Regions from separate parts of the Homo sapiens genome. Here region 2 is linked to region 1. Evidence: chromatin contacts called from ENCODE Hi-C or POLR2A ChIA-PET data. All regions are on one chromosome and are shown on one strand. The core of a region is the stretch at or near the end of the contact, and the rest is flanking DNA. Distances in the headings are between cores, read along the strand shown. Region 1 overlaps EP400 (E1A binding protein p400). Region 2 overlaps FBRSL1 (fibrosin like 1).

Region 1 (4,802 bases), core at 1,943-4,442:
GTAATCCCAGCTACTTGGGAGGCTGAGGCAGGAGAATCGCTTGAACCTAGGAGGCAGAGGTTGCAGTGAGCTGAGATCACGCCACTGCACTCCAGCCTGGGCGACAGAGTGAGTGAGACTGTCCCCACCCCCACCCCGCCCCCACCACACAAAAATTCATGCACTTGGCAAACTACCTGAACAGTTAAAAGGACGCGCATAACAGTGCAGATCAGCAGCCTTGATCCTTGCCCCCCAGTCTCTCCCTCCACAGAGGCAGTGCTAACACAACGTACAATCGTCCCTCAGCACCTCCCATGGATGCCAAACTCCGAGAGGCTCAAGCCCCTGATGCAAAATGCATATAACTCAAAAACATCTTTTTAAAATCATCTCTGGGTTACTTACAATAGTGAATGCAATGTAAATGTCATGTAAATAGTTGTTATGCAGCATTGTTTAGGAAATAATAACCCCCCCAAAACAAGGTCTGTATATGTTCAGTATAGACACATTTTTGTTTCTGAATATTTTTGCTCCTTGGTCGGTTGAACTCATGGACGTAGAATCCACCACATGCAGGGGCAAATACTTCCAGGATATTCTATGCACATCCAGGCATACAACCAGTTCCATCCTGGTAGCATACTTCACAAACTCATCCCCCAGCACAGCTGTACTTTGTAGAGGCTGCACTGCATTCCACCGAATGTATATAGCATAATCTACCCAATAAAATGGGAACTTTAGAAAAATTAGGGGAATAGATGCTGCAGCAACAGCATAGCAGGGCACCCTATGGCAAAGGAATCTCCCCTCCCATTGCCCTGGATCACAATGCCCAACTCTGGGGTGTTGGTGGGCAGCTGTCACACGATCTGACATCTCGAGTAGGAGGTGACACAACACACTCCGGGCTCAGAAGCTACCTTAAGGTCTTGACGGCTGTGCGCAGGCACAATTGCTTCACCCACTGGCCCCTGGTCGCTACTGGACAGCAAACAGAAACACAGCTTCCAGGCCAGATAAGCCCGCCATAGGGCCTGCTGCCACAGGCACACTTGGCAAAGACGTGATGGTAGGGTCAGGATGACAGAAACAGTAGGCTTTGCAAAACCTGCAGTCCTCTTCGTTGGGAGTATAAAAGACAGACACCAAGTGCAGCACCCAACATTGGACTGGATCCTCAAGCCACCTTAGGAGAGGGGACATGGGGACACAGAGGCCCTGAAGGAGGAAGTCACCTGCCCCTGGTTATGTGGCTGGTAGGCATGGAGCCGCAGGTGCACCAGGCACTGCAGTACAGACCCCCAGAGGCCAGGGAGCACCAGCCGGGCTTTGCAGCTGGCTTTCTCGCCCACCCTGGTATCTGCACTATCACCTGCAGACACGAAGTGTGCAACCAGACCCTGGGAGCTTTCAATCTGGAAGACCGGAGGTGGAAGCCCAAAGCTGCAGGGCCAAGTGCCCGTGCACCCCCGTTTTTGTGGTGGGAGAAAAGATACAGAAACTAAGGGGCTTCTGGGATGCTTCTTTACTTTGCGTAATGTGTGCGTTTTCAATTAAAAGTGTACGTTGATTTTTGTAATCAGATTTAAAACGAAACGAAGAAAAGTCTAAAAGCAGAAGAAAAAGAGAAGCAACAACTCGCAGGCCATCTGCTCACAGGCGTTTTCGGTGGTGAGCACCTGTGAGCCGGTGTCCCTGCCCTTACTTGGGCACACAGACTGGGTGTGGAAGGACACTGGTGCCAGTTGGGCACACAGACTGGGTGTGGAAGGACACTGGTGCCAGTTGGGCACACAGACTGGGTGTGGAAGGACACTGGTGCCAGTTGGGCACACAGACTGGGTGTGGAAGGACACTGGTGCCAGTGTGGCCCCCAGGACATTGACGACGGGTGCTGTGAGGGTGGCAGGCCACATGGGGCAGGGCGGTGCCAGCTCTTTCCTCCACGTGCGGCTTTGGGAAGCGGCTGCCTGGTGGACTTGGTGAATGTGATTTCTGTTCCTTCCAGGTCCTTCTATGGCCACGGAAGAGTGGGTGAGGGGAACACCTCTGGCTCCAACATTACTTGTTGGTTTTTTCTTCACACAAATGAAAAATTCAGCATCTCATTTAACTTAAATACCAGTTTTCTATGAAAGACAAAATGAAAAAATATATAAAAAGGTCACTTTATTTTGCCTTTTGTTTGGTATGCTATCAATGCCCTTTAAAATCCTACTATTCAAGTACAAATGCTGATGTTTACAAAGTATTTACAATTTTAGTCTTGTTCCTTTCTATCTTAAAACACAACAGCTAACTGGTTACAACAGTTAACAAAATAATAATAATAAAGGTCACAAAAAGAGAAACCCCTGTCTTATCAGGCACCAAATCTGAACAAGGGCTTGGATCCAACCTTCTGCTTCCCGCCAGGTGCTTTAAAAACAGTCTGGCTAACTGTTTTTATCATCAGAATAAACGTCTTTCTTTAAAGAATAGCAGGGCAACTGTTTCCCAGGGTCGCCAATTAGAGTCTGACAGTGTTCGGGCTGCTGCCTTTATAGTCTGTGTTCTCAAAGTTTCCAACTCTTACTTGCCGTATTGGAATGAACCCAGATTCACAAGGGGAAGGCCTAGACAACAGCTTCCTGAACGCGTACTTAATTCTTAGGTTAGAAACTTTAACCTTTAAAAGGGAAGGCCAAGAAAATAACACACTAAAAGGAGAGTTTTTACGTACACGACTAAATGAATTTAACTCAGGTCAACGGTAGCATCTAGAAGTTACTAAATTGAGTGCTACGAGTAAAAATATGTCCGTGTTTTGTATTAGGGAACAGCCAAAGGAAACACACTTGAGAGACAGGAGACCCTCACTGACGTGAGATCGGGGCGGAAACTCCACATTGCAAATATTCAGAATCCCATTAAGCTCTCCAAAAAAGCATTTGAGAGATGGTGTTAAATTCTCTTGTAGTGTTTTAGATTAATAGAGCGCTTTTACTTAGACAGTTATGTCTAGGATATTCTAAAATAAGTGCACTCAACATTTTATCTTCAACTATAAGGAGACTACCAAGATTTGGGAAAGACAAAAAAAATGAACAGGGCACACAAATTAAAACAAATGACAAAGGCAGAATTCCTAGATACTTCAGTTCTATCACATCTGCGGATGAGGAGGAGTAAAAGTTTCCACTGGGAGCCAGATGTGAGGCGCACACAGCGGCCCTCCCTCCGGCAAGCTGCGCTCTCACGGCACGTGCCAAGCCAGGGAGAACGGGTTGGTTAGAACAAACAGATTCCAGTCCTCTGCTTTGGTATGTTCAACTAACTAAAAGATTAATTTCTTCTGTTTCTTCAAAGCTTGGTTTTTACTTTTCTCCACATTTCTTATCAAGAGCTCAAGTGAGCTCCCCAGTTGATTTCACTGACTCCTGCTGTATCGCTGTCCACAGAAACCTGTGGGACAGAATACCTTCCTCAATGTCACTTAAAGTGAGAGAATGGGGAGGAAGCAGATGAAATACAATTTAAAAACAGAAAATCTTTATTGTGCCATAACTGATTTTTAGTATACAAAAAACCTAATATAACCTAATTTCCTGGACCAAATAATGTAAAATAGGCCAAAATCAAGCCACAGCACAAAGGATACTATTGGATATGGACCTTTTTGCTTTGGTGAAAACTTCAAAGTAAGGAGACACTGTCAATCAATTCCACTAAAATTGCATTTATTTTCCTGTCATAGTAAAAAAAGGAAAAACAGTAGCAAATACTGGGCTTCGTTTTCCCCCTCAACGGCACGCCTTCCACAACAGCACAGGTGGTTCTCTGCTTCACTGGCAGAACCACACAAGCTTATCCTAGAGAAAATCTGCTGTCGTAAGTCCACAAGGAAGAGTTGACTGGGCCCACCGCTATAGCCAATACTTCCAGAATCACCAGCCCACCTTCGTCAAAGGGCTGACTGTGGCAGCAAGGGGTGTCTGTCACATTCGTCCTGGCTCACTGAGCCCAGGCCTCATCGTACCCTCAGCTGTGACATCTGTACTACCATTGCCTCTGCGTGGTCCTCTGGGCCTCACGCCAGCCATGGCAGAGTGTCCCAAAGGTTCTCAGGAGCTGTTTAACACACTATGTCAAATACCAGCTTCCCCCGAAAACTGGAGATGCGTCTTGAGTGCACTGAGTTGGGCATCAGTCCCAGAAGTTTCCATTAAATGAAAGCGAATCCCATTGCAGGGTAGGGCCTGGGGGAGGCCACTGTTGGCTGCTCTTTGGAATAACAATGCAATGACTGATCATTTCCCTTGAACACAGGCCAGGAACGTGCCTTGTGTGTTTAGGTGGGTGTCAGAACATTTCTCTTAAAAGTTAAGTCATATTTTAGGAGGGAAGGAAGGAACCATATTGCCTTTCTTTGGAATGGAAAACCCATCTCGGATGATTGACTTTAGACAGGCCTTCCCCTCTGCGAAGACCACGAGGCATTTTTCAGTAAGGTATAAAGAACTAAACTCTGGCAGACACTGTGGAAGCCCACGCCTTATCTTTAGAAAGTCCATTGTATGCTCCTCACACACGGCAGACGGCTTCTGTGGCGTGCAAAGCACTACATGCTCACAAAGAAATTCTAAATGGCTTTCAGAACACAGTACTATGGCTCTAGGGGACGGGTGCGGGTGGGGACTGAAAGGTGAAATGATTTAGAGGAAGCCATGTTGTCACTTTTTCCATGAGCCACGTAGTACAGAGAACGCGGCACTCCATAAGGACCATTTGTCCTGCAGTGTGGGATGCATTTTAATAAAATGATTACACTATTT
Region 2 (5,600 bases), core at 3,022-5,521, 430 kb before region 1:
CCTTCTTCCTCGGAGTCCCCCCACAGCTTTGCACCGTGGCCGGGCCTGTGGCTCAGCATGGAAACCCTTCCCCCTCGGGGTCTCCCCACAGCTTTGTGAACTGCTAGGGATGTCCCCTATCACTGCAGCTTCTGGCCGGAGGAGGATGGCCGGTGGCCTCGGCCTGGTCAATGCCAGTCCAGCTCAGTCTGGTACTGCGGTCCTGGGCCACCTGGGAAGACGCCAGGGAGGCCAGAGAGATCCTGGGTCAGGCCGCAGCCCTGCTCAGATCCCTCCGAGGCCCCAGGACTCCCCCTGGACTTCTGGGCGGCCCTGGGTCTCCCTTGGGCACCTGCGGGTAGTCCTGCCTTCTGGCCTCTGAACATCCAGGTGCCCCCCCAGCCCCCCACTCATGCCCTCTGTGTCTTTGCCCTCACCACAGTCGCCCAGCATGCTATCCCAGCCTGTCTCCCCACACACGGAGGAGCCGAGCCCTGACGCGAGAACAGAGGCGGAGCTCATCGTCCTCAGTGCCCAGACAAGGATCCCGAATGAGCAAACGGGGAAGGCCCAGGAGGTGGTGTTTCCAACACGCAGGGCAGGGCCTGGGGGAGGGACTGTGGCTATTCACCTGCAGTGAGGGGTCCAGAGAGACGGGGCCCTCGGACGAGGGTCTGCAGGCAGATGCCCACACACCAGGCGTGGATGCTGGGCCAGGTGCCGGGAGCCCACCCACGCTCACACCCCTCCCTCCCTGGGGGCTGCTCAGCGATGGCTCATGGACTTGGCCTGACCTGGGGAGGACCCAAGGGCCTTAGAGCTCCAGGCCCCTCGTGGGGTTGGCCCCACCGCCACAGTCTCAGTGTCACCCATCTTCCAGGAATCCACCCCGACCTCCCCTTCTCCTCCCCCAACAACAAACCAACCACTGCCCTCGTCTGCCGTGGGCTCTGCAGGAACACGCCTCGGCCTCTCCCAGAAGGCTCACGCCCTCCCCATAACCCCTTCTGCAGATGGGAGGGGACCAGCCTGCCTGTGCCAACAACAACAAGGTGGGCAGAGGCCCCCACAGAGGTGACCAGAGGGCTGATGGTCACTAAAGCACTGCACGCAGGCCCCAGTCTCCAGAGGGGTTCCTGAGGCAGCAACAGGGTCTCTGTAGTCGGGCAGCGGGCAGCCTCCCCCAGATCCCCACTGTCACCCCCCGGAAGACACCTCCATCCTCAACCTTCAGGCTGGGCTGCCCCCACCCCCTCTACAGCAGCCAGGACACAAGCCCATCTTCCTGGGCAGGCGCAGCCCCACTGAGTACCAACCCCTTCCAGAAACAAGGGAACAAGCCATGTTCCAACCAGGCCTCAGGCTCCAATCTGCTGCCTGTGATGGGAGCCAAATCCCACTTGCCGGAGGCCTCGCAGGCCCACAGCTGCATCTTCTGGTCAGCAAAGTGAGTCATAAAAATTAGAATTGACCACCAACATTTCAACATTGCCAAATCCAGAGAAACCTGGATTCCCAGCTCTTCAGAAACATCAAAGATCTGGCCACACGAAATCTGCATTTCCCAGGGCGACGCCTGGCAGCAGTGTCCCCACCAGGGCGCGGGCCCCAGGACACAACATGGATGTCCAGCACCATAGCGCCCTGGTGTCTCTGCCCTCCCCATGGCGGCACCCCGACCGCAAGCCAGTGCAGACAGTGGGTTCGAGCTGGAGGCTGCAGGGTCATGGCCAGGCCTCGAGAGCCCCTCTGGGTCCTGAATGTTTCCTCCACGGGTGTCCTCTGCACCCCCAGCTGTTGGCCACAGGGACCCAGGCTGCAGTTTCCAGCTCTCCTCAGCCCTCCCTGGCAGCCTGGCCTTCCCCATTAAGGGGCAGCCAAGTGCCACTGCTCAGCTCCAGCATGGATGGCCCCTCCCCACTCCCTCAGCCCGTTCAGGCCTGCCCCAGACATGGCTCTACTCACTCGGCCCCCTCTGTACTCACAGGAGCCCGGGGGTAGGGGCAGGGGCCTGAAAGTGGAAAGAGGGCAGGAGACTGTTTAAATCATCACTGTTCCCCACGCCTGACAACAGGGACGTCTGAAGGCAACTTCAGCCCCTCTGCGGGGCAATGGCTTGTGTGGGTGACTCTGAGATGGCACCGCCCTCCAAGCCCGCACCCCAAGTGTGCCAGGTCCAGCCTGGAGCTCAGCCAGGGCGCTGCAGCCAGGACTCGGCCCCTCCATGCCCCGGCCTTCCGTGAGCAGAACACAAGCACCTGACAGGCTGTGCAGAGGATGCTGGGCTGAACCATGCTCCCTCACGCGTGCCCAGGCCATGCAGAGGACTCTGAGCTGAACCACCCTCCCTCACCAGTCCCCAGGACACTGATCCCGGGGATGGGTGCCCCCCAGGCATGAGCCGAGAGGGGGGTCTCGACCCCTGTCACACTGGCCCACACAGTAGCCTTGCGGTGGGGGGATCTGGAGGCCGGTGCCCCCATGCTGAGCACAGTACAAACCCCCATTCCAGGCCTCAGATGGGTGGGCAGGAAGGTCAGGAACAGATGCTCCAGGTCTCCCCTCTGTTCGGTCAGAGTGCAATGAATCCCGAGCCAAGCCCAGCACAAAAGCCCTTTGTGGGAATAAATCACGTAAGACACATGCTCGTCTGTTTAAATTACAAACGCTGATGCTGTTATAAAAAATAGTGGCACGGCACTTTTTATTTTCTTTAATCAGAAAAATAAGCCCTGCGCTTCTGGGATGGAGGCCCCAGGTGAGCACCGGAGGAAGGGGCCCGGGTGGGTGGGGAGCGAGGGGGCCCGGAGGCCAAAGCAGATGCTGCACCAGAGGCTGGTCAGGACCCGGGAGGGCCTGCGGGGGTGGGGTCCTCATGAGCAAGTGCGGGGTGCTGGAGGTCAGCAGCTGCCTGGCCTGGGAGCCAGGGACACCCATCCCCTTCCTGACACCTGAGGCAGCCCAGCTGGGCAAGACCAGGCCTGCAGGACCAGAGCCTCCTGTCACGTGGCGCAGGGGTCCAGGTGGTCAACGCTGCTCTCTGGAGGACCACTGGTTAGAGCCTGCCCAGCTCCCCTGAGGTCTGGAGACAGTCAAAGCCCCCCCAAACACCCCCTCCCTTTTGGGCGAGTGGCGTGCCTTGGACTCCAGAAGACTCGAGTGGGGCTGCCTTGAGACCAGGTCCTGAGGGGGTGGCAACACCTGACCACAGGTGGGGGCCGTGGAAGGGGCAGGGATGGGCCCAGGGGTAGCCTTGTAGTGTGAGGTGTGCCCGACCACATGTAGGTCAACAGCCAGACGGGACGCTGCAGGGGACTGTGGGGAAGCCGGGAGAAGGCGCTGCCCACCCTGTGGGGTCCCCCTCGCCTGGAGACCCTGCAGGCAACCCTTCAGTGCATGCCCACGGGGGTGGTGGAGGCAGAGTCCTGAGAGGTGGGGGTGGGAGCCTCCGGGTCCCCTGCAGGTCCTGACCCACCAGATGGGCCCATGTGCCCCCTGTAGCTTGGGGGCCCTGGAGGTGGACACCAGCACCTCCTGACTACCAGGGGGAGGGCCTGGACTGAAACCCACACCTTCACCATTCGCCACTGGGCCACTCTGCAGGAACTGCAGCACCCCACAGATCCTTCATGCCCAGCACGCCACTCACTCTCACACCCTCTCGCACACATGCACACACAGCACGCACACACCAGGCTCACGCGCTCCGCACAGGTGGCACGCCAGGGGCAAGCGTGCACGTAGACTCAGAGATGCAAGGACAGTATTGGCAATTCAGAGGCACAGAAAGACGCTGAGGGGCCCCCAGCAAGGTCCCCGCCCTCAGGGGCTGTGTTCCCCTCCCAGGGCACGCACACCACAGGCAGCAACGCGGGTGGGGGCACTGTGACGCCAGTGGGGGGAGAGGGAGCATGGCGGGGCGGCAGGCAGACGCGGGTTCATCTCTCTTCCTGGTGTGGTGAGCCTCAGCCTGATCGTGGCACTGTAGGGGCTCCCGCCTCTGGCCGAGCCTCAATTTCCAACGACAAACAGCTCAGCCCTGTCTAGACAAGGCCTCAGGCTAGTCCGGCAAAGCATCTCCAGCCCGAAGGGCAATGCGGCCTTGGCCCTTGGGGCCCTGCCAGGGTGCAGATCACACTGGAGTGGGCTGGAAAACCCATATGGGGAGGTGCCTGCAGGCATCAGGCTCCAGGGCTCACAGATGGGGCCTGACGGGCCATCCCGGGGGCACAGGATCGGGTCCACCGGGACCGCAGGGGCCGGCAGGGATGGCCCAGGGCCAGGAGCGAGAGCCGGGGCTGACGGGCCGGCACCAGATCCAATAGGGACCGCCGCGGCTGGCACAGGAGCCCCAGGAGAGGCCGGCAGGGTGGGCCCGGCTGCCCCAGGAGTGAAGGGCGATCGGGAATGGGGAGCAACGGCTGGGGTTTGCAGGGCTTGTTGGGGCCCATGAGCGGCCGCAGGGGCTGGCAGGGCTGCTCTGGGCCCATGAGCGGCCGCTTGGGTGGGCAGGGCTGCTCCGGGCCCATGAGCGGCTGCTTCTGCTGCCTCGGCCGTCCCGGGCCCAGGAGTGAAGGCGTGAGTGGGCCGGGCTGCTCTGGGGCTTCCACTAACCGCTGGGGCTGCCTGGGGCGCAGCAGCGACCGCCGGGGGCGGCTGGGCTGGCCCAGCAGGGACCTTCGGGGCTGGCCGTACTGACACGGGGCTAGGAAGGCCCGCCGGGGGCAGCAGCACTGTCCTGGGAGGAAGCTGGCGGGCCGTCGGCGTGGTCGGAGGGTGAGGAGTGGCCGCGGGGGCTGGTACCGCTGGCACTGGGCTAGCAGCGACCACAGGGGCCGGCTGCGCTGTCCTGAGGATGCCCTACCGGGCTGGCCACAGTGACACGGGCTGGCCCACGGCCGCAGGGGTCGGCAGCGGTGCCACAGGGTCAGCAGGGACCGCAGGCGCCTGCAGCGGTGCCTTGGGGCCAGGAGGAACCGCAGGCGCCGGCAGTAGAGGCAGGGGACCAGGAGGGACCGTGGGGCCAGGAGGGACCGCAGGCGCCGGCAGTGGTGACACGGGGTCAGCAGGGACCGCAGGCGCCTGCAGCACTGCCTGGGGCCTGGGAGTGCCCAATGCGGCCGGCAGGGCTGGGCCGGGCGTGACCGCTGGGGCTGGCAGAGCTGATCTGGGGATGGAAGGAGCCGCTGGGGCCGGCAGGGCTGACCGGGGCCCAGAAGTGACCGCCGGGGCTGGCAGGGCTGTTTCAGGCCCAGAAGTGACCGCTGGGGCCAGCTGCGCTGACCCAGGAGTGGCCGCTGGGAGGGCTGGCAGGGCTGCCCAGGGTCCGGGAGTGCCGACGGGGCTGGGAGGGACCCCTGGGGCTGGCTGGACTGGCTGGGCTGGAGCTGTTGCTGGCGCTGGGCCGGGCCGTTCTGGTCCCAGTGGCTGGCTGGGAGCGGCCCCCCTTCTGGGGAGCACACCTGCATGGAAGAAAGAGCACGTGTCCACCTGGGCAGGTGTCACCGCCCGCGGAACCCCCGTCCAGCCCGGGCCCAGGAGGCATGCTGCCCTTCTCCAGCAGCCCAATTCCCAAGGGGGCCGAGGAGAGCCGAGGACACCGCGCAGAGCCCCACCCTGGA

The links. A loop is a pair of places that touch in the nucleus more often than their neighbours do. ChIA-PET counts read pairs that join two places held with the same protein, here RNA polymerase II (POLR2A). Pooled maps may share reads with other maps.
Region 2: a loop to region 1 is called in a map of CD14-positive monocyte, with 2.7 times the contacts of the local background. The contact joins two enhancer-like sites. A Hi-C loop is called at or near these places in 2 of 168 maps with a recorded cell type or tissue (CD14-positive monocyte and esophagus muscularis mucosa), 5 of 37 single-sample maps with no recorded cell type and 6 of 50 pooled maps. POLR2A ChIA-PET finds 5 or more read pairs at or near these places in 1 of 52 experiments (Caco-2).

Annotation. Positions count from the first base shown.
Region 1 is chr12:132,077,799-132,082,600 of GRCh38, reverse strand. EP400 (E1A binding protein p400) reads right to left here. Exons shown (of 53, transcript NM_015409.5): 53 at 2,141-4,802. Among named protein-coding and RNA genes, the nearest start is that of SNORA49, 49 kb to the right of the region's middle. Within about 2 kb of position 3,192, at least 5 of the 41 ENCODE cell types and tissues checked have a DNase peak (open chromatin) inside an H3K27ac peak, as active enhancers do.
Region 2 is chr12:132,509,007-132,514,606 of GRCh38, reverse strand. All of the region lies in intron 2 of FBRSL1 (fibrosin like 1), which reads right to left. Among named protein-coding and RNA genes, the nearest start is that of FBRSL1, 22 kb to the right of the region's middle. Within about 2 kb of position 4,271, at least 2 of the 41 ENCODE cell types and tissues checked have a DNase peak (open chromatin) inside an H3K27ac peak, as active enhancers do.